Linked DNA regions of Homo sapiens: all the other regions are linked to region 3. The links are chromatin loops, found by intact Hi-C in ENCODE. Cell type or tissue: PC-3. All regions are shown on one strand.

What was found. A loop is a pair of places that touch in the nucleus more often than their neighbours do. Peaks named below come from ENCODE experiments on the same cell type or tissue, not always from the same donor. Only the 100,000 strongest peaks of a DNase experiment are listed, where the experiment ranks them.
Region 1: a loop joins it to region 3, with 6 times the contacts of the local background. A loop is called at or near these places in 57 of 110 quality-filtered maps.
Region 2: it touches region 3 in a loop (3-fold over the local background); 7 of 110 quality-filtered maps call a loop at or near these places.
Region 4: it touches region 3 in a loop (8-fold over the local background); 22 of 110 quality-filtered maps call a loop at or near these places.
Region 5: a loop joins it to region 3, with 6 times the contacts of the local background. A loop is called at or near these places in 2 of 110 quality-filtered maps.
Region 6: a loop joins it to region 3, with 6 times the contacts of the local background. A loop is called at or near these places in 5 of 110 quality-filtered maps.
Region 7: it touches region 3 in a loop (8-fold over the local background); 33 of 110 quality-filtered maps call a loop at or near these places.

Annotation. Positions count from the first base shown.
Region 1 is chr20:51,593,146-51,597,145 of GRCh38, forward strand. It overlaps ATP9A (ATPase phospholipid transporting 9A (putative)), which reads right to left. Exons shown (of 28, transcript NM_006045.3): 28 at 3,369-4,000. Among named protein-coding and RNA genes, the nearest start is that of NFATC2, 52 kb to the left of the region's middle. In PC-3, CTCF peaks have their summits at 2,042 (motif pointing left) and 2,241; a DNase peak (open chromatin) is centred at 2,026; H3K27ac peaks cover 333 bases.
Region 2 is chr20:51,383,839-51,387,838 of GRCh38, forward strand. NFATC2 (nuclear factor of activated T cells 2) reads right to left here. Exons shown (of 11, transcript NM_012340.5): 11 at 3,125-4,000. The region is part of intron 2 of LOC105372663 (a long non-coding RNA gene); the gene reads left to right. Among named protein-coding and RNA genes, the nearest start is that of MIR3194, 67 kb to the right of the region's middle. In PC-3, CTCF peaks have their summits at 574, 2,304 (motif pointing right) and 2,510; DNase peaks (open chromatin) are centred at 443 and 2,283; H3K4me3 peaks cover 411 bases; H3K27ac peaks cover 2,511 bases.
Region 3 is chr20:50,979,918-50,983,917 of GRCh38, forward strand. No RefSeq gene overlaps it. Among named protein-coding and RNA genes, the nearest start is that of MOCS3, 23 kb to the left of the region's middle. In PC-3, CTCF peaks have their summits at 1,732 (motif pointing right) and 1,944; DNase peaks (open chromatin) are centred at 324, 1,734 and 2,604; H3K4me3 peaks cover 1,074 bases; H3K27ac peaks cover 3,515 bases.
Region 4 is chr20:51,324,595-51,328,594 of GRCh38, forward strand. No RefSeq gene overlaps it. Among named protein-coding and RNA genes, the nearest start is that of MIR3194, 130 kb to the right of the region's middle. RefSeq lists an enhancer at 3,484-4,000. In PC-3, CTCF peaks have their summits at 1,849 (motif pointing left) and 2,051; a DNase peak (open chromatin) is centred at 2,917; H3K4me3 peaks cover 397 bases; H3K27ac peaks cover 2,322 bases.
Region 5 is chr20:51,982,811-51,986,810 of GRCh38, forward strand. No RefSeq gene overlaps it. Among named protein-coding and RNA genes, the nearest start is that of LINC01429, 120 kb to the left of the region's middle. In PC-3, no CTCF peak of the experiment used is centred here; a DNase peak (open chromatin) is centred at 2,391; H3K27ac peaks cover 1,108 bases.
Region 6 is chr20:51,349,485-51,353,484 of GRCh38, forward strand. All of the region lies in intron 1 of LOC124904930, which reads right to left. Among named protein-coding and RNA genes, the nearest start is that of MIR3194, 100 kb to the right of the region's middle. In PC-3, no CTCF peak of the experiment used is centred here; DNase peaks (open chromatin) are centred at 1,647 and 2,067; H3K4me3 peaks cover 498 bases; H3K27ac peaks cover 3,792 bases.
Region 7 is chr20:51,622,487-51,626,486 of GRCh38, forward strand. ATP9A (ATPase phospholipid transporting 9A (putative)) reads right to left here. Exons shown (of 28, transcript NM_006045.3): 18 at 2,706-2,876. Among named protein-coding and RNA genes, the nearest start is that of NFATC2, 82 kb to the left of the region's middle. RefSeq lists an enhancer at 1,784-2,316. In PC-3, CTCF peaks have their summits at 1,949 (motif pointing left) and 2,172; DNase peaks (open chromatin) are centred at 165 and 1,945; H3K27ac peaks cover 1,776 bases.

The DNA.
Region 1 (4,000 bases), 610 kb after region 3:
ACGTGCCTGTAATCCCAGCTACTCGGGAGGTTGAAGCAGGAGAATTGCTTGAACCTGGGAGGCAGAGGTTGCAGTGACCCAAGATCGTGCCACTGCACTCCAGCCTGGGTGACAATGCAAGACTCTGTCTCAAAAAAAAAAAAAAAAAAAAGAATCCATTTACTTGGGGATCTTGGAGAATAGAATTGGCCAATCATTAAAAACTTTTTTTTTTACATTAAATCCACTAATGGAATAGAAAGCAGAATTTCCTTGAGATTAAAAAAAAAAACCCCACAAGGCATGAGAAAATTGAGGGGGACGGTGTGGCTGGCACCCACATGGATAGGTTGGGGGGCATCACTACCAGCTTCTGCTCTTACAGGGTCCAGAGGTGCACAGCACCCTCCTTCTCATCCTGCAGCCCTCTGCTCCAGTGGGCCCATCTCTGACTCCCAGCACTTTCCCCACCTTTATTCCTACCTGGTTGTCATCCTCTGCCTAACCCTTAGGCTGCTTTATCTTAGGAAGCTTTCTCTCCACCTGATGTTAGTCTTAATCTGTTTATTGTCTTTCACACACATACACACACACACACACAGAGTGTAATCACTATGAGGGCAGACACTACGCTTGTCTGGTTCCCTGCCACGCCTCCAGCCCCAAGAACAGTGCCTAACACATAGGAAGTGCTCAGCAAATATTTGATCAATGAAGGAATAAAAATGTCAGCATATTCTGCACATCTCCTACCCATCCCCCAACACTTTTTCCATTCCTTCTGGACTCTGCAATCTTTCTCAAAGGAAATAAAAAATAGTCCTGGGCTTATCTGGACCTGATCTGATCAAAGAAAAAAAATGTATTTCTTTTAAATCTCTTGAAAACAAACACCACAGGCTTAGAACACCAAGTTCTTAATGTAAGCAAACAGAACCTGCTGGCTGAATTCTAAGAAATGAGCCCTGGCTTGGTATCAAGCATAGGTTGTGGGGCCGATGACTTCACATGTGACTCAGTTACCCCAAATTTCAGGGGGAATCCATTTCAAAATCAAAACGTCAACATGGAAAGTGGAGGGTGGCTTTGTTTGGGCATTCCTGCAAGAAGGCAGGCTTTCTGAAAAGATGCTATGTTATAGATAACTCATCCACAAAAGGGGGGCAGGAGGGATGGGGAGAAACCCCAGGATTGGGTGTATTTCTCGGCTAAGGCTTTGGATGCAAACTGATCCGGGAATGCGTGATCCTCCAAAAATCCACCAGCCCCCAAAGTGCTTGAGTTACCCCTCCGACCACAGCCACATGGAAAATGAAATTAAATCCCACGGAAAGATTTGACTTTTTTAACATTATGCAATGTTTGGGTGAAAAAAGGGGGGTGGGGAGAGGGAGATCAGAAAAAAATTCATCTTTTTCCCAGAGTTTAGCAGAGCTATTTCTAGCTTTTAATGATACATTTCACCATCACTTCATGGGTAGTTTTGAGAGGCGCGAAGGCGGGACCGGTTCTGTTATGTAACCCATTTAAAGTAGGAAATTAGCAAGTCCTGAATGAATTCTGTCACTGTGCTCCCACTTCTGGAAAATTTGGAGCGACTACAGTTCTATTTTGAGGTGAGCAAATCCATCATTTATAGACCTCCTCACAAATACCACAGGGCTTCATGTCACCCTGAAAAGTTTCATAACAAAAACACTAAAAGTACTTGGGGTGTTGGTACATTTCGTCTCAAAACCTTATTAGACTGAACAGTGAATTGGCAAAGCTTCCTACTTGCCAATTATTCAAAAATGCAAATATCCAAGAGCAAATAAATATTCATCTCTCACCCTCCCTGCCTTTTTTTTTTCCTTTTTTTTTTTTTTAACTAAGTCCAGCAAAATATTCTGGTCAACAACATGAAAAGAAATGTCTGTTTTTCACGGAGCCTCTGGCCATGAAATAAATTCTGAAGCTATGAAAGCACAGTCTTGAAACTCAGGGCAGTTGGGCACGTGGGGTCCGGCTGGTTGTGGAAAACAGGAAACAGCAATGTCTTTCAGTCCTCAAGTTCCCCCTAGCGGCTCCGGCGGAGGAGTGTCCGCACATGGACGGAAGTTCACTGCAGGCAAATGCAGAGGCTTAAGGTCGTGCAGGGATAGCACACGTTTAAGGGAAAGCATGGTCGGTCCCTACCTTTGAAACCACATACCTTCCTTTTGCTGCTGTCATGAGATAACACAACTAAGTTACAATTATCTTTCTAATCTATATACTGAGGATGGCCCTTTCCATTGAGAACCAAAAAGAGGGAACCAGCAGCTCACACTGCAGACAGCCACTAATTACACCATTTGGTATAGTATTTGGTATAGTAGGCGGAGGCATAACTTGCTTCCTGAGACACACGAGCTTATACCTCCGGGCCCTTTTACAAATACAGACAGACAAATGGTACAGCTGACACGTGCCAATTAAATTAGGGTTTCTCTGGCTGGGCGTATGGGCTCATGCCTGTAATCCCAGCACTTTGGGAGGCTGAGGCAGGCAGATCACCTGAGGCCTGGAGTTCGAGACCAGCCTGGCCAACATGGTGAAACCCCGTCTCTACTAAAGATACAAAACTTAACCGGGCGTGGTGGCAGGCCCAGCTACTCAGAAGGCTGAGGCAGGAGAATCGCCTGAACCTGGGAGGCGGAGGTTGCAGTGAGCCAAGATTGCACCACTGCATTGCAGCCTAGATAACAGGGCAAGACTCCACCTCGAAAAAAAATAATTAGGGTTTCTCAATGTTGGCACTTTTGACACTTTGGGCTCTGTTGTGGGGGCCACCCTGTGAATCACAGGGTGTTCGGCAGCATCTCTTGCTTGTAGCACTCCTCTTCCCCGAGTTGTAACAACTGAAAAGGTCTTCATACCGCCACGTGTCCCCCAAGGGACAAAAATCACCCAATTGATTTCAACTACTTCCTACACAAAAGCTTTTTTTGTTTTGTTTTGTTTTGAGACGGAGTCTTGCTCTGTTGCCCAGGCAGGAGTGCAGTGGCACAATCACGACTCACTGCAGCCTCGACCTCCGAGGCTCAGGTGATTGTTCCGCCTCAGCTTCCCAAGTCGCTGGGACCACAGGCTTGAGCCAGTACACCCAGCTCGTTTTCTTGTATTTTTTGTACATGAGTTTCACCACGTTACCCAGGCTGGTCTCAAACTCTGGGCTCAAGCAATCCTCCTGCCTTGGTCTCCCAAAGCTGGGATTACAGACATGAGCCACTGCGCCGGGCCTTAAAAATTTTTTCTGCCTAAAACTTAACTGACTGTTCCTATATGTTCCATCCCTCGATAAAAAAAAAAAAAAAAGATTCCAGTCATCGAGGACCGTGTATAGAAATACAATATGAAGCTTATGGTTTTCATCTTATTTTCCATTTATATCTATCACCTTTTGAAATTCTGACACGTCTGGGATGGACAATAGTACAAAATAATAAATAACATGCATTGATTTGGGGTTTTTTTTGCCAAAATCAAAATAATTTTCTGAACTGGAAAGAGTTTTCTTTACATTTCATGTACCATGAAATAAAGAAAAAATAGGAGCGTTATAATAAAAAGTCCTCATTTTGATACCAGAATTCATGTTTCTGTACAAATTAAAATAATCCCCCAAGGCAGAACGTACACAAGCTTTATTGGGCAACAGCAACGAGCCACGCTGGCAAACAATGAAAGTAGAGTCGCTCAGAAACACGAAAGATCATATGTGTGTCATCACAGCATCGAGAATTTAAATCATCTGGAAGTTCCTGCTAAATTAAAGCATACTGTGCCAGAGCTCCCCTCTAATCAAAAAACGCTGTCCTGGTGAAAATTTGCAATGAGGATTACAGAGAGAGAGATCAACCAATGAGGAAATCACAGACTCTTACATGAGTTTACAGTTAACCCCACTGCAACAAAATAATAAATTAGCCATAATTTGTTTTTTTTGCAAATACCATGCCCCCCACCTGACCCCACAAACACAACAGTCACTGACATG
Region 2 (4,000 bases), 400 kb after region 3:
AGGAAGAGCCAGTCCACGAAACTCGGGGGTCAAAGCGTTTCAAGTTTTAGGAGGAGACAGAGAGAGAGGTGGGGAATGGTGTGGTCTGGGCAAGGAACAGAAAAGAGACCTGGAGGCTGGAGAACTTGGGGCCGAGGAAGATGGCTGAGCCTCTTGCCTGAAATTCGGATCATCCTGAACGCAAAGGGAAGCCGTGGAGGGCTTTAAACAGGGCTGTGATGGGATCTGAGGCTGCTTTAACCTCGATCTGGCTGCTGTGTGGACGGGGAGGTCGGGAGTACACCAGCAAAGGGCTGTTGTGTCATCCAGGTAGGAGATGAGGGTGTTCTGGTGAGCATGAGGCATAGAGGTGGGATGATTTCAGAAGGGACCCAGCAGGACTTGCTGATATGTGGGCAGTGGGGACAGTGAAGGATCCGGGGTTATTCCCAGGGTTTTGACTAAGCGACTGTGTAGATGGTGTTGCCATAAACTGATGAGTAAGATGGGTGTGTGTTGGGAGAAGGGAGGAAGAGGAGATTGGGAATCAGGAAATTTTGGGGCATGTTGAACTCAAAATGCCTCCTGGCTACCAAAGAGAAGAAGGCACATAGTTGGGGAGGTCATACAGGAGTCTGGCACGTGTGTATGTGAAGGTGTAAATACAACCCTCTCCACGGTTGTCCTGTGAATGCTTTTTTCTCATGGTATTAAGGGCAGAGGGTTCTGAATCAAATATCCTCTGACACTTTGCACAGCAGCAGAAACTGTTGGCAACGTGTTTTCAAGGAGTTTTGTCAGTATTTCATAGAAGGATGAAGTGTCCCCATTTCAACAAAAAATTTAGGGATCACTGATGTAAAAAGTATAGCCCCTGGAAATCAGAGTGAATTGTCACTGTACTTCCTGTCTCGAGTCCAGCGCAATGTTTCAGAGCTTGAAGTTTTTCGTAAATCAGGGATTCCTAGAGGGCCTGGGACACGGCAGATATACAGCAGGGGGTTTTGTTTCTTTGATAACTCCTCATCGGGCCATTTACAAAGCTCAACTTCTGAATTTTACCAGGAGGGCAGGGCAAGAGGTGGTTTAGAGTGAGAAGCCCTTTTTGGAGAAAGTTTGGTCTGACCTTGTCCATCTTTGTACCACAAAATGTCATGAGGTTTATAGCAAGTGTGTCCCCTATACCCCATCACAGCTACTGGGGATCCACAGACAAAAGAAATGACTTCACTTTCATTTCTTAAAGGTCCTTGTGGTTCTGTGCCTCTGTCCTCAGCGTTATTTTATACTCAACCTGGTCCTACCAGGAACCCAGTTTCCTCCCAATGTATGAACATGAAGAGGCTGAGTAGGAGTCAGCATTTGTTTTCTCCTGTCAATCTTACCACTTCTTAAATCCCAACTTGGCACGAAACCACTGTTCTGTTTCTGCTCCTTTGTACGAAACTACCCCATGCTGTTGGATACAGCAAGGAACAATGTTCAGATTTGCAAACTCCTGGCAAAGTGACCCCAAGATGCTCCAATACGAACTTCCTTGTTATCTCAGGTTTTGAAAATTGGATAAACTCAAGTTTCTGGCTTTAATGATCTATTTAGAAAAATTTAAATCCCATAGTCAGAGCTCTAAATGTTTTCTTCCAGATATTAGTCAAATGAGGTCTCAAGATGAGCTCAAGGCTCCATGATATGCCTTAGGTGAATCTGAAATCTGTTTGTTAAATGACGGGACAGTGGATCGATAGGTAATATTGATTAAACATGCAGCACCTGTGAGGTGGGGACTAGAGAACTCATTTTATATCTGGGGAAACTGAGGCACAGGCCAAATTTGTGTTTATTAAGTGTGGCTTAAATATAAATGTAGAACACAGACTTGTTTTTTGTTTTTTGTTTTTTCTTTTTTAAAAATGACTGTATAGTTTTAGCCTTGTCCTCTGCTTAAGTGATTTTGACTTTCGATTCAGGAGAAGTGGTGTAAGGTTTTCAGAAAGTGAGTTAAAGCAAAACAGTTGGCCGCAGCGGCAGCAATCATCTTAGTGGGGCACAGTTGCCTCTTAGGTGTAGCCCTGGGCAGATATTTTTTGTGGGGCTCCTGTCTGCATGTGCAATTTGAGCCATTCCTAAATCAGCACCATTCTGGTGATTCAGTCTCACACCATCCCACAAAAATCACAATGAAAATACTGCACCAGCCATCAGGAGCAATCTGCTCACCAGGGTGCTCTTCTGGAAGCTGGCCTGGACCCTGTAGGTGCAGGTTCTAGAGCTCTTTGGGGCATCTGAAGGGGAGAAATGGGAGCCAGCTAGTCCCAGCCACCAGAGGGAGACTAAGGCTATTTCAAGATAGACACTTCCAGCAGCCAGGACCCATGCAGGTCCCTGTCTGAGCTTGGGACCCCTGCCCATTTGGTAGTGCTGGTTACACGCACTGGAATGGGGGGCTAGAAAATTCCCAGGAAGACATTCCAAGTGCAGGGCTATGGTGGGGTGAAGTGGGTCCCTAAAACACAGGGCCGGGGGCAGGTATCCCGTTTCCCTGGGGTTAAAGGGTGGGAGGAGGTTCGAACCATATTAAGACATTAAAAATAGCAGCTACTTCCAAACCTCTTAGGTGCTTTAGCTACAGGAGGGCAAAAGCTGTTTTAAGGAGGAACTTGGCTAGAAGGTTCTAGTACTTATGTTTGTGGGTTTGAAGGTATAAGGTGCATTTTTTTTCTTTAGCCTTGATATTTTGCAAGATGCTCAAATAAAAATGATGGCTTTTGCCTTCCAAGTGGCTGGCTTAGCCCAGTTGACCATGAATGCTTTGGGACCCTTGGAAAGCTGGTCTAAGGTGGGCATCATAAATCTCTTTTATGAATGCTACCTCAAAAGTAGTCTAAAGGCACAGATTACAGCAGAGCTGTGCTGGAGAGAACCAGACAAATTCAGGTTGACCATGTGGCTTTGTCACCTCCGGCAAGTGGCTTCTGAGCCTGAGTCACAAGCACGGTGGGACTGTACCTACCTCCTAGGGCTGAGACGAGGAGTAAATGCACACACTTATGTACACACACAAAATGTTCCTTGCTGAGGGAGCCCGAAATGTAAAGGGAATATTTGAGTAGCCTCTCTGGAAAAGAAAGATACACCAAAGTAGATGTTGCTTCCAACTGTTTTATTGCTAAACTATCATGATACAAGCCGTATAAAAATACTTTACATATAGGAAAAATAAACTACATTAAACTGGAGATTAAAAACATTTGCATAGGAATGTGATGTATTCAAACGCCTTTAACAGTCAGGATTTTCTAAACCTAAGCCTGCCAGCACCACCATGTTGGAGAGACCTGTTTGTTGGAGAATTGGTTTTCTCTCCTCTGAGGGCTGTAGAGGCCAGAGGGGTGAGTGAGGTTCTTTGACAAGATGTCCAGGATGCTAAGCTTGTCCCAACAGCCATAGCCTCGGTCTGCTCAGGCCAATCAGAATGCTGTGAGCACCTGCTCTAATGGAAACAACATCATTTGCATCCATTCCATTCAAAGCTTGAACTCAGCAGGGAGTTTATTCTGGTCAGCCAACAGCTGCATAAAGGTAGAATGTTAATAACCCTTTCACTTCCAGCTCCCAGGACCCTGATGGCTCAGGGAGCAACTCTCTGTTATCAACCACCAGAAAAGTTTGTTTTTAAACAGACTGAGTTAAACAGTGATGTTGGCTGTAAGTCAAGGCACTCACAAAAGCTGAGGGAAATGGATGTTTATGATCACAATTTTATAGGATGCTGCTTTTTCTTAAGCATTTAATTGGAATGCAGGAAAATACTTGCTATGCAATTGGCTGCTTTGGTTCCACGAAACGTAATGCCCTAGCCTCGAGCCTAGGAGACCCAAGGTTAAGATGCGCTGGGTCACCGAGCACCTTGCCTCCGGGAAACAAGTTCGGGAAAGGTTAGCCCAGCTTGTCAAGAACGTCACAACTCCATCCATGCCTCTTGTAAACTTGAAATGAAAACATTCTTTCAATTCTGAGCAAT
Region 3 (4,000 bases):
GGCCTCGGCCTCCCAAAGTGCTAGGATTACAGGCACGAGCCACTGTGCCAGGTCAACTTAAATAATTTAAAATTAAGACATGCCAATTACAATCGCATCTCCTCTTGGGCTTCCCCGCTTTGTTTCTCTCCATGGCTCCGTCACCATCTGACGTAGTACATGCTTTCCTTGTTTATTTGTGGAATGATTGATTGAATCACTCTGGCAACCATCTTATAGTCTGAATAAGGTTTGGAATATTCGATGACTCTTTAAAAAAAACCCCTGTGTGATGTGTCTGAGTTTTTGAGTATGCCTAGAAGCACATCTAGAATAGGCCCCTCCTTTGTCTCCAGCTCTCGGAGGCAGTAAAAATTCATTTGCCAATTTAGTGGCTAAAGGAATGAGTAACCCGTTCCTCTTCCCTGTGAGTGAAACGTTCCACTTATATTGTGTCTACACATTCTTTGCAAATGTCAGTTGGAATGAATGAATCATGGGCTGAGGGATTGCACCATATGCAGCTGACCCGATGACTGAATCTCGCCTGTATGATGTCACCAGAGTCAGTGATGTGGGAGGGTTCGTAGGCCAGTGGTGACCCCCTCAAATGGGAAAAGTTACTTCATTGGGAGGTGACCTACCCTACTCAGAGGCCATGCTGAACTTGGGCTGTGTGGCACAGGTCAAGGGTGTAACCTTCGGAGACACTTCTGTCTGTCCTTAAGTCACTTCACTTCTCTGAGTTCCCTTGTGTGCAAAGTGAGGCTAGTGTTCATCTCTTCAACACACATTTGTGGAACAATGTGGGCTGGAGATGTGGAGTGAGCCGGGCAGGTGTGACACCTGTTTCCTTGGAGCTCACAGCTGGTGGGAGAAATAGACGAGACTTCGGGAAAGACAGACAACAATTGCACTGTTGGGACCGGCTTGAAGGAAATGAGAAAGGACAGTGGCACAGGGAGGTGGGGACTGGCACCAACAGGACCCTCGAGGGAGACGGGACCTGGCGCAGACATGCGGGTGGGAGTGAGCCCTCTGGGGTCTGGGTGGAGGCAGCCCAGGCAGGTGGAGGCACCGGCAAAGGCAAATGCTCCGAAGTGGGACAGAGCTCTGTGCGTTTGAGGAAGAGGCAGGGCCAGTGTGGCTGGAGTCCGGAAAGGAGAGAGAGGGGACAGGCTAAAGTCAGGGTTAGAGGACGCAGGGCCAGGCCACTGTGAGAAGTGTGGGCTGTGTTCTGCGGACTTCCTGAGGACTGGGCGGCGCGGTGTGTGAAGCCCAGGGGTCCAGCCAAGGACACTCCTTCCTTCCGTTGGGACTGGGCCAGCAGGGCTCAACAGGACACCCCTGCCAGAGCAGGAGGGCCTCCTCGGTGGGCCCTGTGGCTTCCTCAATCCTGCAGACGTTCCTGGGAGAAAACCAGCTTGTGGCAGGGCTGTGCAGGGCTGGGAAACCGGAGAGGGATTTCAGGGTGGGCACAGTGCGGGGCTGGCCAAGTTTGGGTCGCCTTCCAGCTTTGAGCACTTCCTTAACTATTGAACAGTGGCAGCGAGGTGGGTGGGCTCACCGGTGAGCTCCTTCAGCACGGCAGGGATGCATTTCTCAGGTCGGGCCATGTGGAGCATCCCATCTTCCCATGGGACCAACTCTTCTCCTAAGTCAGTCCCCGGAGGGAAGTGAGTGACAGCGCTGACCTCAGCAGTTTCAGAATGGGGGGATTGGCAGGACAGCTACTGTCCATTACCAGGAGGGGGCGCCAGATCACTTTAAAACATTTGTCATTCTGTACACTTGTGCTTTAAAAAGGCACATTCTTTAAAACCATTTTTTTGTTGTTAAACAACTTTAGTCTGTTTTGTTTTATAGCATAATGGCTATGAAGTCTTAGATTTTCTGTACTGGTTTAGTTTTTCCCTTAATGGACATTAAAATAAATACATCCCAACCACCGCAACCATAGCAATTGTTGTGAACTGCGAGCCAGTTCTAACAGCTGCATAAATATTAACTCATTTAATTCACAAGATCAGCTTATGAGGTGAGTACTATTATTATCCCTGCTTTACAGATGAAGAAACTGAGGCAGAGGTTACTGGGCTTGGCCTCGGTCCCTGCTGTGGCAGGTGTCAGAGGTGGGATTGGAACCCAGGCTCTAGAATCAGGGTTCAGCTCTGTTGCCTCTCTAAGGATTGAGGAGCAGAGGGGCTTGTGGTTCCCAGGTGTGTGCAGCCAGCCTTTTCTAAGCTCAGCTGTATGCACCTGGCATCTCTTAGATGCTGTCATGTCTAGAGCCTGGAGCTGGGGCTGGGATTGGGGCAAGGGGCCAGGGATTCTTAGATAAGTAAGACCTGGTAGCCCTCTCTCTGCCGAGGGGCACCGGGTCTGGGGGAAGAAGGTGGATCTCTATCCAGCAGTGTACAGACAGCAGGGAGGTGGGAATTGGAACCAGTCCTTGCTCAGGGCTCTGAATGTGCCAGCAACTTTCAGACAGAGACCCCCCCACCCATCCCCACCCCAGTGTTGCCCCAGCCAGTGACCAGGATGAGCAAGAGCCCCACCCTGACTGTAACCATGGAGCCCCACCCAGCCCCGGAGGCGTCAGCTGCATCATTGCCGCTGCCCTGACAACTGTAAATACTGTCTTTAGTCACATGGGCACTCTGCCTTCAGACAGAAAGAACAACCTTCTTGTCAAATACTGAGGCAAATTTATCTTGGACCCGGGCCACAGTGTTGTGAGGTGGAATGAAAGCTGTCACTTTGTTCCCAGCTCAAATTGTGCTCAGAGCTAAACACCCCTCCTCTCTGGCCTCAGTTTTCCCATCTGTAAAATGAAGGGCTTGAATTGGAAGACCTGTAACTTCTCTCCCAGCTTTGATATTATTATTTTTTGAGTTATCCTCACAAGGGATTCACTTCTCTTTTTCTCAGAGAGGAACCTGAATTATTGATGCTTTCTCGAAATTTGGCTGCCTCAGGCTTGGAGATTTCAGATGCCCCCATCCATCAAAAGTAGACAGGATTATACATTCATGAGGATAGATACTATCAAAGCAACAGAAAATAACAGGTGAGGATGTGGAGGAATTGGAACCCATGTGCATCGCTGGTGGGAATGTAAAATGCGTGGCCGCATAGTGGGTGGGAATGTAAAATGCGTGGCTGCTGTGGAAAACAGCATGGCGGTTCCCCAGCAAATTCAAAGTAAAATTGCCATATGTTCCAGCAAGTCCACTTCTGGGTATATATCAAAATGACTGAAAATAGGATTATGGAGAGATATTTGCACACTCATGTTTACAGAAGTATTATTTGCAGTTTCCAAAAAGTGGAAGCAGCTTTTTGGTATCCATTGACAGATAAATAGATAAACAAAATGTATAATATATGCATAATGGAATATTGTTCAGCCTTAAAAATAAAGGAAATTCTGACACAAGCTACAACATGGATGAACCTGGAGGACATTATGCTAAGTGAAATAATCCAGTCACAGAAGGACAAACACTGAATGATTCCACTTACATAAGGCACCTAGAGTAGTCAAATTCACAGAGATAGAAAGTACAATGGTGGTTGCAGGGATTAGGGAAGTGGGGAGAATTAGCGTTTAATGGATACAGAGTTTCAGTTACACAAGATGAAGAGTCCTGGAGGTGGATGGCACAACAACGTGAGTGTATGAACACTACTGAACTGCACACTTAAAAATGGTTAAGATGGTAAATTTTTTGGTCATTTTTTTAAACCACAGATAAAAACTTTTTTTTTTTTTTTGATGGAGTTTCACTCTTGTTGCCTAGGCTGGGAATGCAGTGGTGCAATCTTGGCTCACTGCAACCTCTGCCTTCCGGGTTCAACTGATTCTCCTGCGTCAGCCTCCCAAGTAGCTGGGATTACAGGCGCCCGCCACCACGCCCAGCTATTTTTTTTTTAATTAAAAAGTAAACTTTAATGTGAAAAATGCAAACTTGAGGAGGGCAGAAAGATCACACACACGGCTGTCAGTTCACACTTGGAG
Region 4 (4,000 bases), 340 kb after region 3:
ACTCTCTAATTGCCTCCATTTCCCCATCTGGAAATTGGGGATATTAGTGCTTCCATCAAAACAAGAGTCTGTGAGGATTAAGTGAGCTATGATATGAGAAGGAGCTTCCAGCTGACTCCTAGATGCCCTTTCTGAGCAGCAGAGGTAGTCGTGGAAATGCCAGCTCCTCTTGGTCAATTACATTGATAAATGTCATTCCCCAGATTTCCCTTTCAGAGCAGCTCGGTAGGTTGTGAATCCAGGCCAGGCAGAATAGAAGATGGGGCTCACTGATTTGCAGAGAGTGGTCCAGGAAGTGGGAGTAGGTGGAGTAGGTGGGGAGAGGTGGACAGGCACCCTCCATAGCCTCAGAGAGCTGGATGCATGCTCCACCCCTCACATCAAAAGCCGGCCAGTCTCTGGACCTGGGAGGAAGGGTCAGCTATTTGTTACTCTCCTTGACCTTTGTCAGGTAATCCCAAATGTTCACCTGTTTAGGTTAGACATTTTATCTTTCTGAGAAGTACTTCTATTTATCTACTACTCTCTGCTGCAAAATGTAGGCATTTTAAAGGTCAATACATTTGTAAAGCCTGACAGTTTCCCGTGTGTTTAGTGCTGAAATGGTCTGTGGACAGGTATATTAGTTACTGTGGCATAACAAATCATCCACAAACCTCATAGCTTAGAATAACAAACAGTTAAAACTATCTCACAGTATCTGTGGGGCAGGAATCCAGGCACAGCTTAGCTGGGTCCTCTCCTTCAGTGTCTCTTCCAAGGCTGCGATCAAGGTCTTAACCAGGGCTAGGATCTCATCTGAAGGCTCAACTGGTGTCGGCTCCATTTCCAAGTTCACACATGTGGTTGTTGGGAGGATTCTGTCATGTGTGGGCTCTTCGATTCAGGGCCTCAGCTCCTCACTGGCTGTTGGATGGAGAACTCCGTCAGTTCATTGCCACACCGGCTCCCCGCTCGCCACAGGGCAGATTTCAGCATGAGCTGACTATTGACCATGTGAGCCTTCCAACCTGGCAGGCTGCTTCCTCACAGCTGGCGAGGGAGAGGGTCTGCTAGCAAGATGGAAGCCCAACTATTCTGTAATCTAATCACAGATGTGGCATTCCCCCAATATTGAGGTATGCTGTTGGTTTGATGGAAATTACCCAAGGAGAAGGGATTACCTGAGGGCATGAATATAAGAAAGTGAAGATCACAGAGACCATCTCAGAAGCTGCCTGAACCACCAGGGAAGAAGCTATGAGGTGTGAACAAAGACCCAGCGACATTGGATCCAGGTTATCTTCTTTAGGTATCTGCACCTGTCCACGCCTCTCCTTGCAATAAATCTTCTTTGTTTAGGAATGAAATGGTCTTTCTTAGTTAATGCGAACAGGGGACATTTCTTGAGGGTGGTTGTAAAAGAACTCCTGTAACCTGACCAAAGCACGTCTCTCACCAGAAAGACCTAGCTGCTGGGGATGGGGTTGGGGGAGCTGCATCCGTTTGCATGTGGAGCCAGGTTCTCTAGGGAAGGAAGGAACTGAGATATCCATCATTGCTCCCCATGACCTGAAGTTGGGAAAAGCCATCAGAGTGGACTCTGGGGCTCTCACCTAACATCTACTGGAGAAAGACAGGAAACCCACGTGGCTGGGGACGGATCCAGAACAAGAAATCATCAAGAGGGTGGGAGCACCTGGCCAAAGCTTGAGCGCCTTAATGAGGTTCACAGGGGACTGCTTCTAACAGGGCTACTGGCTGAGCTGGAATCTTGTCAGGCCCCAGCAGTCCCAGCGTTGTGTTGGGGAGCAGTGGATCTTGAGCTCAGAGGACAGCCTGTGCTTAACAGTGACCCCTGGTGGCCATGAGACCTGATGGCTTTAGTGTAGGTTTCTGTTGTTTGGAAATAGGACTGATCCTCTTTGGACCATGTAAATCCCAGGATTCTTGGATAATGGGAGTGGTGAGAAAGTGAGGTGCTCAAGAGGAAGTATTAGACTTCCTGCTGCTGAAGGTGTAAGGGGCTCAATTTATTCAAGAAAATGTGAAAGCAATAGGGAGGATGCTTCAGTGGTCCCAAAGGTTATGGAATAAACCAGAAGTCCATAAACTTTTACTAAAGGGCTGCATAATAAATATGTGAGGCTTTGTGGGCCATACATCCCTGTCTCAGCTAATGAACTTGGCTGTTGTAGCATGAAAGCAGTATAGACAATAAGTAAGAGAGTGACCATGGTTGTGTTCCAATACAGCTTTATTTACCAAAACAGCCAGTTGTGGGTCATAGTTTTCTGACCTCCTGGGGTAAACAGTTGAGGCTAGTCTTTCCACCTTTGTAAAAGAGAAGATTTTGTGAATGTTTCTGGTTCTGTGAAATGTTCTTTCTTCCTTTGGATAAATGGAAGTTCACAGACCTCCATTTGTTCATTGCTGTTTCTTTATTTTATTTTATTTTATTATTTTATTTTGAGACAAGATCTCACTCTGTCACCCAGGCTGGTGTGCAGAGGCTTGATCATGGCTCACTGCAACCTTGACCTCCCAGGCTCCAGCGATCCTCCCACCTCAGCCTCCCAAATAGGTGAGACTACAGGCGCACACCACCATGCCTGGCTGATTTTTAAAAGTTTTGTAGAGATAGGGTCTTGCTGTGTTGCCCAGGCTGGTCATGAACTCCCAGGCTCAAGTGATCCTCCCACCTCGGCACTCCCAAAGTGCTGAGATTAGGGGCCTGAGCCACCGTGCCTGACCGCATTTCTTCCTTTGTATAAATGGAGAGGTATTTATGAATTATTGTATTCTCCTTTAGGCCAATGGAAACTCAGTCATGGATTTGCTTCATTGTTTTTTCTTCTTTTGTGAGTTACACTCAGTCATTCTAATGCATATATGTATACACACACGTACAAGCTTAGGAATGTACTATTTGTGGTTGTAAAAATGAAGCTGCTCATCTTCTGCTCTGAGAGTCTGGAAAAGTTTATAAATATCAAATAGTATCTGCTGGCATTGTCCAGCAAGACACATCACTTCCTATCGTGTGGGCGCGTCCCTCCAGTCTAGCCGTGTGCCTACGACACAGAGCTCTAGTTGGCATCAGGATTTTCCACTAGACAGTCCGCGTTCCCCAGCGGCCAGCTCGGAGGCGTTCCCGCCCTCAAAGCCACAGCCAAGTCCAGGGCCTCAGGGACAGGTCTGGGGAAAATCTATCAAGTGATTTGGGAGAACCAAGGCGTCTGGGTCGAAGGCAGGGGGATTCCCTCCCACCCTGGCCTCTCTGCTCCTTTCCAGACAGACCTGCCAGGCATTGCCAAGGTGCTTTTTAAAATCTTCAAACAGAGTTTTAACCATGATGTGTGGCAGACATAGGTATCCCTCACATACTCATAGGTATTTGCTTTAAATATTTGAAAACAATGGAGGAATGAAGACAGGCTTGAGTTATTATATATTAAAGTACACGAAATGAGATTCAGGCTTAAATTGTTGTATCAGGGTTTGACCACAGCAGAATCAACTGGAGGGATTTATCGTAGAGATTTACCTTATGCAACTTGGGGAGCTGGTTCACCAGTCTACATGGGGCTGCTTCTTTGAATTTGACGCTGGATCCTCAAGTCAGCAGGGCAGCCACCAAGAAGGAAGGATGGATGGGAAGTGGGAGGGAGTGACGACAAACTGGAGCCACCAGGACAAGCTGGAACCCGGGATGACAGACTGGAAACCCCCCGTCCATCTCTTGCCACCTCCAAGCAGCCATCTGTGATTACTCACTCAGGTGATCTGCAGGAAAAGGTGGCATTCTTCATCCCGGAACTAAACAGGCCTCTGCCAGGATTCAGAGACACTAAGGAGGATCCACAGGGACTGGAAGCTGCAGGCTTAGCTGCTGCCCACACCAACCAGGCGAGCCCACAGAAGGGTGTCCACGTGGGTGCACTGCAGCCGCGTGCTCCATGCCCACCTTCCAAGCATGGCAGCAGTCTACCTGCCACTTCGCTTCCCCCTCCCGGGTCTC
Region 5 (4,000 bases), 1.0 Mb after region 3:
TGTATTTTCACAGGAAACTTTATATATTACTATTATGAATGGAGAACTTGGTATTCATTATTAAACAGCAGGTAATGGCACAAATTAATTTCCAGAAAAGAAAAAAAATTCTAGGCCAGATATGGTGGCTCATGCCTGTAATCCCAGCCCTTTTCTGGGAGGCTGAGGTGGGAGGACCGTGTGAGCCCAGGAGTTCAAGACCAGCCTGGGCAACAGAGTGAGATCCCATCTCTACAACAATGACAAGTTAGCCAGCCATGGTGGCACACATCTGTAGTCCCAGTTGCTTGGGAGACGAGATGAGAGAATCCCTTGACCTCAGGAGTTGGAGGTTGCAGTGAGCTGAGACTCCGTCTCAAAATAATAATAAATAAATAAATAAAATAAAATTCTAGGGAAGCAGTCTAATCTGCTAAAGGCTGTGCAGCTGGGGCTTGCTGTCTGTTCAACAAGGGAAATTAGTTAAGTGTGGAGAGGTGATAAAGATCTATTAGCACCAAACAGAGACTTTCTCCTTAATGTAATCCGAAAGATTGAAGATGAACCCCTGTAGATTTATTGTGTTTTTTTTTTTTTGAGACGGAGTCTTGCTCTGTTGCCCAGGCTGGAGTGCAGTGGTGCGATCTTGGCTCACTACAAGCTCAGCCTCCCGGGTTCACGCCATTCTCCTGCCTCAGCCTCCTGAGTAGCTGGGACTACAGGCGCCCACCAGCGTGCCCGTCTAATTTTTTGTATTTTTAGTAGAGACGGGGTTTCACCATGTTAGCCAGGATGGTCTTGATCTCCTGACCTTGTGATCCACCTGCCTCGGCCTCCCAAAGTGCTGGGATTACAGGTGTGAGCCACTGCGCCCAGCCTATTTATTGTTATTTTATTTATTTTTATTTTTTTGAGACAAGGTCTTGCTCTCCTGCCTCAGCCTCCCAAGAAACTGGGATTACAGGTGCGCACCACCATGCCCGGCTAATTTTTGTATTTTAATAGAGATGAGGTTTCACCATTTGCTGAGACTGGTCTCAAACTCCTGGACTCAACCGATCCTCCTACCTCAGCCTCCCAAAGTGCTGGGATTACAGGCATGAGCAACCACACCAGGCCTTATAGCATTATTTAATGCCACATCCATGCACCATCTAAATTATCTAGCTTATGGACAATAATAATCTTCAGACCACACCTTGCAGCCATTCCTCACTTTGGGGAAACTGGCACTGCCAGAGTTTCTCAAAGCATTTTCCATAGTGATTTGATAGGCATTAAACTGATCTCCTAATCCAAGACTTTTTTCAATCCTTATGCACTGAATGAAGAACAGTTTCACTTTTTTAGGACCAAAGATTGTTTACCAATAACTTACCTAATATTAAAATATGGTTTTAATGCCCATTTGCTTTAGGGCAAATAGGAGGGTTATAAAACCTCACTGGATGGATCCAAGAGGAGAAAAAAAAAGATTGGCTTTAAGGGAAAAACAAGAATGCCTAATTAGCTTTTTGTTTTGTTTGGGTGACATCACATGTATCATTAGGCTTAGAAAGTTCATTTGCCACCTTATTTGTATGAGTTTTTGAGTTCCTTCCATATCTATTTTCCTGTATTGGGGCTTTTTTTTTTTTTTTTTTTTTTTTTTGAGACGGAGTCTCACTCTGTGGCCCAGGTTGGAGTGCAGTGGCATGATCTCGGCTCACTGCAACCTCTGCCTTCAGGTTCAAGCGATTCTCCTGCCTCAGCCTCCCAAGTAGCTGGGACTACAGGTGCGTGCCACTATGCCCAGCTAATTTTTGTATTTTTTAGTAGAGACAGGTTTCACCATATTGGACAGTCTGGTCTTGAACTCCTGAACTCGTGATCTGCCCGCCTCGGCCTCCCAAAGTGCTGGGATTACAGGTGTAGGCCACCGCGCCCGGCCGCGTTGGGGCTTTTAGAATTGAATTTACTGTCTGTGAGAGTTCTCTTCTATTTCAATTTTAGGGCTAAAGAATGTGGTTTTTTTTCCCTCCAGGCAAATGAGATTAAATAAATATTTAAATTTTGTGTGAAGTTTATTTAACATTTTCCACTCTTTGCTATTGCTTAAGTGCAAAGTTTTGTCTTTTTTTAAACATTATAATTGCTACTTAGAATTCTAAGCTGTAATTTTGCTGTTATGTAAATTACACAACTTCAGTAGTAAAACCAAGCAAATAGTATTTATTCCTTCCTCTGCCTTGGAAACTGATTCCTTCTGAAAATAATTGCAGAAACTAATGAAAGCAAGATCCAGTTCCTGCCTAGATTTGGCTGGTCTGATTTTAAGCCACTCCCCACAGGAAATAACAGATAAAATGATGCAATACTAGCTAGCATTCCTGGCTGTTTCTGACAATCCAGGAGCTATGTGACTAATATATCAAGTGAAAAAAATATTTCCTTGATTAAAGTCATAATAACATATTATGTGTAATAACACAGGGAGTATAGATGACTCAGATTCCAGGAATAATAGAAATTGGTGGCTCAGCAACTTAAAGCAGCTAGAAAGGATTGTTATGCCACATGGGGGTTGGAGAAGGGCTTGCCAATTGCACACTGAAGTTAAACAAAAGCCTAACTTAATTTTTATTCCTGGTTAAAAAAAAGTCTATTATGTACATCCAGCCAAAAAACCAGTGCCTTAAACAAGATAAATGCGTATTTTCTCTCAATTAAACACTACATAGGTAGTCTAAGGCTTCAATGACTCTCCTTGGTCCCAAGCTGCTTCTTTTTTAATTTTTTTGAGATGGAGTCTCGCTCTGTCGCCCAGGCTGGAGGGCAGTGGCGCGATCTCGGCTCCCTGCAAGCTCCGCCTCCCGGGTTCACGCCATTCTCCTGCCTCAGCTTCTGGAGTAGCTGGGACGACAGGCGCCCACCATAACGCCCGGCTAATTTTTTGTACTTTTTAGTAGAGACGGGGTTTCGCCATGTTAGGCAGGATGTCTCAATCTCCTGACCTCGTGATCCGCCCGCCTCAGCCTCCCAAAGTGCTGGGATTATAGGCGTGAGCCACTGCGCCCAGCTCCAAGCTGCTTCTTTCTTGGTTCTCTGCTTTGCAGAGTCAAATGACCTCATTGCCGAAGATGGCGGCATCCAAGTTCCAGGCAGCAAGATGGAGAAAAGAACAAAGAGAAAGCAAAGATACCCACCCGAGGCTTGACACTTCCATTTATATCCCATTGGCCAGAACAAAGTCACGTGACCGTACCTAAGCTACAAGGGAGGCTTGGAAAGGTAGCGTTTCTTTCTGAAAAAATTCAGCCCTGCTGAGAATTCAATTCCATGGAAGAAAGAGACAGGATCTTGACAACTAGAACTTTCATTAAAAAAAAAACAGGCCGGGCGCGGTGGCTCACGCCTGTAATCCCAGCACTTTGGGAGGCCGAGGCGGGCGGATCACGAGGTCAGAAGATCGAGACCATCCTGGCTAACACGGTGAAACCCCGTCTCTACTAAAAATACAAAAAAATTAGCCGGGTGTAGTGGCGGGCACCTGTAGTCCCAGCTACTCCAGAGGCTAAGGCAGGAGAATGGCGTGAACCCGCGAGGCAGAGCTTGCAGTGAGCCAAGATCGCGCCACTGCACTCCAGCCTGGGCGACAGAGCAAGACTCTGTCTCAAAAAAAAAAAATAATAATAAAAAAAACAGGCCAGGCGTGGTGGCCCACTCCTGTAATCCCAGCACTTTGGGCGGCCGAGGCGGGTGTATCACCTGAGGTCAGGAGTTCGAGACCAGCCTGGCCAACATAGTGAAACCCTGTCTCTACTAAAAATAAAAAAAAAATTAGCTGGGCGTGGTGGCGCGCAACTGTAGTCCTAGCTACTCCGGAAGCTGAGGTAGGAGAATCTCTTGAACCCGGGAGGTGGAGGTTGCAGTGAGCTGAGATCACACCACTGCACTCCAGCCTGGGTGACAGAGTGAGACTCTGTCTCAAAAAAACAAACAAACAAAAAACCAAAAACAAAAAACCTTTTTCTTTTTCTTA
Region 6 (4,000 bases), 370 kb after region 3:
TTAAGTTTCCTTTAAAGGACGTTTATGTAAGTGAAAAGAAATAAGTCATAGTAAAGCTGATACCCGGATGTAGACTAAACTCTGAAGGCAGCCTGGATGACTTTCATTTGGCAAGCTCCGTAGGCAAGGCTGGGTCCCCAACACAGCCCTGTAGATCCTGTGGGGAGTACCACCAAATTTTTAAAGTGGATTTGTAAGGAGGAGAAACTGAGGCAGCAGTTGAAGTGGCTTTGCCAGGGCCACTCATTAAAGAGTCTCCGGCCAGCAGGGGATAGATGGAGAAAGAACTCATCAGAGGCCTGTAGACTGCGCTGGGGAGAGGGGATCGTGCGTCTTTGGGACCTGGCTGTCTCTGTCCCACCCCAGTGCCTTTGGGCTCTCCCTAGTTCCTTCCCTCTGCTGCCTTTCTGGGGCAGCCTTTAGGAGAACAGCTCTGACCTGTCCTTTGTATCTTAGCAGGAATGAGTTTGATTTGAGAAGCGGATTCCTTCTCCCCGGGAAAGGCACAAAGTTTTCTTTCCAAGTGCAGGTTGAAACTAACTCCTGGTGAAGAAGCTCACGGCACCATCCAGCATGTACGTGAGGAGTTTTGTGTTCGGAATGTTTTTAACCCTCTAAAATTATCCCACAAGCTCCCAGACAATCCAGCAATGCAACAGTGTCCCTCCCCCACAGCCCAGGATGAATGACAGTGTGGGGAAGTGCACGTTGGATTCTATGCCCTGCTCTGCCACTGGCTGGCTATGTGACCTAGGGCAAATGACTGGATATCTCTGAGCCTCCATTTCCTTGGTGCAAAAGTGCAGCAATAAAGCTAGCCTTTCAAGTGTGAGATGAAGCTGCCACAGCCAACACAAGGGCCCTTCCATGAATGTCAGGCTTCCTTGCAGCCTGTCCCCCCATAGCATCTCAACAGGCACCCTAGCACTCATCTTGAAAAATAAGGCAAGACTTCATCTCCCTACCCACCCTGGAAAATGATGGGAGATCAGTGCTGTGGAGGAATAGCTCAGGCCCCCAAGTAAAAAAAGAAAAAAAAAATTGGGTGGGGCCTAAGGAAATGGCCAGTTCCAGAGATGCGTGCATAAGATGTATATTACAGGAGTGCCGTCATCTCTTGGTATCCGAGGCAGATTGGTTCCAGGACTCCCATGGATACCAAATCTGAAGATGCTCAATTTCCTGATATAAAATTTACATATAACCTATGCACATCCTCCTGAATAGTTTAAATCATCTCTAGATTACTTATAATACCTAATATAATGTAAATGCTATGTACATAGTTATACTGTATTGTTTTTTATTTGTATTATTTTTTATTTCTGTTTTTTTTTTCTATTTTCAAATGTTAGTTGAAACCAACCAAATATTGGTTGGTTGAATCTGTGGTTGTAGAACCTGTGGATACGAAGGGCCAACTGTATTTACAATGGCAAACATTTAGAAGCAATCTAGATGTTAAATCTTATGGGATTTGCTAAGTAAGTCATAGCACTGCCTTAAAGTGGAGCTGGCTTTATGTTGATTGTACACTTGTGTTTACTGTGACTGTTGGTTGACTGGTCAGCATTCACTCCCTCTTCCTCCTTCCTCAGGACACTCAGTTTTCTTTGGATTTCTGCCCCTTTCTGAGGCAGCCATGAGACTCAAGAGAAGCTGACCCCATCCTTTGCTCTGAGGGTAGGCTCTAGCTAGTCTAAGCAACGAGTCAGCACACTTTTTTTTTTTCTTTTTGAGATGGGTGTCTCACTTTGTCGTCCAGGCTGGAGTGATGCAATCTCAGCTCACTGCAACTTCTGCCTCCTGAGTTCAAGTGATCCTTCCACCTCAGCCTCCTGAGGACCACAGGCATGAGCCACCACGCTGGGCTAATTTTTTGTATTTTTGGTATAGATGGGGTTTTTCCCTGTTGCCCAGGCTGGTCTCCAACTCCTGAGCTCAAGCAATCCACCCACCTCGGCCTCCCAAAGTGCTCAGATTACAGGCATGAGCCACCGCACCCAGCCAGCACGCTTCTTATATAAAAGGCCAGATAGTAAATATTTTAGGCTTTGCAGGCCATGCAGTATCTCTCACAATGAATCATCTGCTGTTGAGGCAGACAAGCAGCCATTGGTTATATACAAAAATGATTCCAATAAAACTTACAAAACCAGGCCATGGGCCACATTTGGCCAGCAGGCAGGAGTTTGCCCACTCCATTATAAGCCATTCATGATAGCCCAATCCCCCATCAATAATTGCTTCAGAAACTCAGTCTGAAGCCCACGGGCAGCAGGCACAGCCCTGGGGAGAGTTATTGGTCCCGCAGATGAAGAAGAATAACAGGGAGGCAATGATAGGTCAGAAAAGGCTCCTAGAGTTGGTGACATTTGAGCTGGGGCCTGCAGCTGAAGAGGCAGTTACAGGAAGAGCTTGTGGATGACGATCCCAGGCATGGGGAACTGCAGATACAAAGACGGAATCAGGAGCCAGATGCAGTGGCTCCCACCTATAATCCCAGCACTTTGGGAGAGAGGCTGGTGGATCACCTGAGGTCAGGAGTTTGAGACAAGCCTGGCCAACACGTTGAAGCCCCATCTCTACTAAAAATACAAAAATTACATGGGTGTGGTGGTGCACCCCTATAATTCCAGCTACTTGGGAGGCTGAGGCAGGAGAATTGCCTGAACCTGGGAGCTGGAGTTTGCAGTGAGCTGAGATCACGCCACTGCACTCCAGCCTGGGCGACAGAATGAGACTATGTCTCAAAAACAAAACAAAACAAAACAAAACAAAACCAGAGATGGAATCAGGAAAAGCCTGGTGCCTAGGGCGGGGTGAACAAGAGGTGGGGACGGAGGGTGGCATGGATGGGAGGGGGATCACCAGGGCCTGTTCCCCCAGTAAGGAGCGTTTGAAGAAGCCACTGGAGAATTCAATCAAGGATTTTGAGAAGTGATCTTGTGACAGAGGCCTCAAGAACCATCGCGAAAGTTACACAGCCGATGTTTTTCTTTTTTTCTTTACTTTTTTTTTTTTTTTTTTTGAGACAGAGTCTCACTCTGTAGTCTAGGCTGGAGTGCAGTGGCAGGATCTTGGCTCACCACAACCTCTGCCTCCCTGGTTCAAGCCATTCTCATGCCTCGGCCTCCTGAGTAGCTGGGATTACAGGCACCCACCACCACCACGCCTGGCTAATTTTTTGTATTTTTTTGTAGAGATGGGGTTTTGCCATATTGGCCAGGCTGGTTTCGAACTTCCGGGCTCAAGTGATTTACCTGCCTCGGCCTCCCAGAGTGCTGGGATTACAGGCATGAGCCACTGCACCCATCCGAGAGCCAATGTTAATGGTAGTCACGGCTCGGTGGTAACTGTCACTTTTATGCGTCCTAATTTTTCTATAATATACATACATTATTTGAGTAAGAAAAATAAACATGTTTGTAGCGGGATCAGATTTACGCGTGTGCAACTTGTGCGACTGCACAGGGCCTCGTGCTCAGAAGGACTTTGAACTTAGTTTCATACACTGCTTTTGCTATCCTAAAATTCTTAATGATTTTATCTTTGAACTTAGGTTTTATGAGTGGAGTCTGACAGGACAAGGGAGTGTGTGCCTGAGCAGAGAACACAGGCACAGGACACTGTTTTTTTGTGCGTTTTTTTGTTTTTGTTTTTGTTTTTAATTTTTCTTTTGAGACAGAGTCTCGCTCTGTCTCTAGGCTGGAGGGCAGTGGCTTGATCTCGGCTCACTGCAATCTCCGCCTCCCGGCTTCAAGCAATTCTCCTACCTCAGCCTCTCAAGTAGCTGGGACTACAGGCACACACCACCCCGCCCAGATAATTTTTGTATTTTTAGTAGAGACAGGGCTTCGCCATGTTGGGCAGGATGGTCTCGATCTCTTGACCTCGTGATTCGCCCACCTCAGCCTCCCAAAGTGCTGGGATTACAGGCATGAGCCATCAAGCCCAGCCCAGGACACTGTTTTCACTGTGCCCCACGATTTCAGAGTTC
Region 7 (4,000 bases), 640 kb after region 3:
TGATAAATATCCTAAAAGAAGGGAAAGGCTGTACAGGTGAGGGGGCACTTCCCTGTCCTACAGGAAACACTCATTTTTGACGCTGTGGACTTTCTATGTAGTTGGATGAGCAAGACAGACCCTTCTGGGGTTTAACTCAGCTTATAAAACGCTGACCGTAAATGAGTCAGGTTCTTCCGTATCGTGCATTAGCTCACACTGCATTTCTCTGCTGTGGGCTCAGAGAGGGTAGATGACTTGCCCCAAACCACACAGCTACCTCTTGTCCTAACCAGGCCCAGAATCCGGGTCTTTAGAGTCCTCATGGAATGTGCTTCCTGCTCTGTGATTTTACCTCATTAACCCTTTTGTTCTCTTTGCTCCCAGCTGGGAGCAGTCTTGGGGCTATCGGTCAAAGAAAATCTGGATAGGAGGGAAAGTATAGGAAAGAAGATCATGACAATTGTCTCCTGAGTGTCCACTACGTGCCCAGCACCCACGCTGAGCTCTCTGTTACCTTCATGACAGCTTCTGGAGGCTGGAAATGGAAGCGCTAAGAGCTTCAGTCATTTGCCAAGGGTCACAGAAGAAGTAAAGGGAGAGGTAGGATGGAAACCCAGGCAGTGAGACGGGCAGAAGGAAGGCACCGGGCACCTCTCAGGGCTGAGCCTCCCGGGCCCTCTCCCCTAGCTGGGTCTGTTTTCCCTCAATATCCCGCCTGTCCTAAAAATAATATTCTTTTTGGTGAGCTTCGTTTAGTCATAGTTCTCAGGGTTTGAGGTAAGAGAACAAACACTGGGGAAGGAATTGGGAAGTTCAAGTTCCAGAAAAGCATGAAAAGAACGATCAGGTGCACGACATGGCTAATGTCCCATGCTGTGATGAAGGCAAGGTACTACAGGAAGGGTCCAAGACCCCAGCTCCAGTCCCGGCTCTGCTGCTTCCCAATGTGAGAACCTGGGGAATGGAGACGCCTCACTTAGCCTCAGTTTCTACATCCATACAAGGGGCTGATTTAGAAAATATCCTGTGCAGCCAGGCGCGGTGGCTTACGCCTATAATCCCAACACTTTGGGAGGCCGAGGCAGGTGGACCACTTGAGGTCAGGAGTTCGAGACCAGCCTGACCAACATGGAGAAAACCCATCTCTACTAAATATCTAAATATACAAAATTATCCAGGTATGGTGGCACATACCTATAATCCCAGCTACTTGGGAGGCTGAGGCAGGAGAATCTCTTGAACCCAGGAAGTGGAGGTTGCAGTGAACCGAGATCGCACCACTGCACTCCAGCCTGGGCGACAGAGTGAAACTCTGTCTCAAAAAAAAAAAAAAAAAGAAAGAAAGAAAGAAAAGAAAAGAAAATTTCCTGTGCAAGATCGTATCTTAGACTTTAATTACCAACTAACCTGCCCCATCCCAGGCACTCCCCTCCTCCTGTCATCTAACAGGAAACTAGAATGGTAAGTCACATGCACACTCTGTGAATAAAATATCTCGTCTTGGGCTAACATAGTTTTGAGAAGGAGAAAAACCCCAGGACAAAGATGGAAGCAGAAAATGGAAACTCCAGAAGTCTTAGGAATGGCCAGGGCCCCACTGCAGACCCCACGATGAAGCAGAAATGGGCCTCCAGCGGCCAGACTTCCGGAAGCAAGGTCCCGTTGGTGATTTCCTTATGACGAACCAGGCCTGTGAGCCAAATGCAAGCGACAGAATTGGGTTTACAAGGAAACAGGCACGCAGGGGTGGGAGTCCCCAGTGGGCCTGAATGTTGCCTGGCATCTAACCTGTCCTCCTGCCATGGCCCTGCTGAAAGGACAGGCCCCAGGATGCAGCAGAGAGCCACTTTTGAGTGGAGGCCGGTGGCAGGCACACGTTTCCAGGAGCTCCAGGCCAATGAGTTTGGTTGTTCACACCTCCCTTGGTCCACTGAGGACCAGGTCCTCACGCGCCCTCTGCTGGCCCCTCCAGATTCAACTCCTAGTATTTTTTTTTGGGTCGCCACTGGTAGAGTGCAAAATGCTAATACGACAGTGTGATGGCGCTGACGGTCACTCTGCTGGGTGGTCACTCACTCACTTGGCCACACGGCAGACAGACCGGCGTGCTGATCACTCAACTAGAATTTAATCAGCAGCCATGCACGCTGGACACTGCTCGGCCTTGAGCACCAGGGAGCCCAGTGGAGTCAGGGGAGTCATCGGTACAGTAAAGGCAAACGCTACACAAGATGTCTTCCAAAATCAGGGCTGGAGGGCCAGGCACAGTGGCTCACACCTGTAATCCTAGCACTTCGGAGACTGAGACAGACAGATCACCTGAGGTCAGGAGTTCAAAACCAGCCTGGCCAACATGGTGAAACCCTCTATCTACAAAAATATAAAAATTAGCCAGGCGTGGTGGTACGTGCCTGTAATCCCAGCTACTAGGGAGGATGAGGCACAAGAATTGCTTGAATCCAGGAAGCAGAGGTTGCAGTTAACCAAGATCATGCCACTGCACTCCAGCCTGGGCGACACAGCGAGACCCCGTCTCAAAAAAAAAAAAAAAAAAAAAATCACAGTTGGAGGGGCAGAAACAGTGCCTGTGGCCCATTGCAGATAAGGCACTCCTGGTGTCCTCTGCTGCTCCTCCCACCCTTTCCCCCTGTGATCTCCCTGCACTGCTGAGGGATAACTGGCATTGCCCTGGAGTGCCCTTCCCTGCGGGCAGCCCGCCCTACCTTGATGCCAGCATTCCTCAGGGTCTCCAGCGTGGGCCGCACATCTGCCTGCAGCTGGTCCTCCACGCCCGTCAGGCACAGCAGTTCCATCTCCATCTCCAGGCTCTCGATCACCGTGGCCACTTTGAGGGAGCGGTCGTGCACACTCAGCTTGGCCTGGACGTAGCGGGCCTGGGACACACCAGCAGATGCAGTCACTGCTTAGGGTGAGGAGAGGCCAGGCTGACTGGCCAGTGCCAAGAGTGGAAGGGCCACACCCGATCCCCACCACACGGGGTGGGGGACCCCAGCAGGTGAGCTGGACCCCACAGGGGTGACATAGGCTTCCAGCTTCCTCACAAGTCCTCCATGTAGACACTGCACAGACCTGAGTCCCACCCTACACTCCACACTCACCTGCTGGGAGACTTCCAGCAAGTCACTTAACCTCTCTGAGCCGTGGCCACGAAATGGCAATAACAGCACCAACCTCATTGGGTTGTCTCAGGGACGGGCACAACCAAGATCTCAAAAAAACAGTAAGTTCTCCCATACACAACATGCACTTTGTAAGCCAAACTGTGGGTCACCAGGTTTTCTAAAGACCAAGTCGAGCTTCTGAAGACCATCAACCCAAACTGCCGCTTCTTCTCTTTATCATGTTAGCAAAAACCTGGAGGAAAACCAGTCATCTAATGGGCCCGCTTGAAGCACATGCTTTTAAAATTAAAAGGCAGGTAGCATTGATCGGGGCTAAAATGCTTGTTAAATAATGGCTTACAAAGAACTCAAATATATTAAAGAGAGATCCAGGCAGTTTCCCCGCATGGAGCAGGGCAGGGCCCCACGAAGCGTGTCCCGCCTCCCTCCCTTGCATTCCTGCACGCTGGATTTAGGCCAGGCACCAGAGACACGGCAGTAAACAAGACGAGGACCCTCCCCTCAGGGAACACACAATCTATGGGATGGGATGACAATAAGCAAGTCAATAATCTGGTTCAACCCCAACATTTTTACAGCTTAAAGAAATTAGGGAGGCCGGGTGTGGTGGTTCATGCCTGTAATCCCAGCACTCTAGAAGACCGAGGCAGGCAGATCACCTGAGGTCAGGAGTTTGAGACCAGCCTGGCCAACATGGCAAAACCGTGTCTCTACTAAAAATACAAAAATTAGCCAGGCATGGTGGCACATGCCTGTAATCCCAGCTACTTGGGGGCTTGAGGGAGGAGAATCGCTTGAATCCAGGAGGCAGAGGTTGCAGTGAGCAGAGATCGTGCCATTGGCACTACAGTCTGGGCAACAAGAGTAAAGCTCTG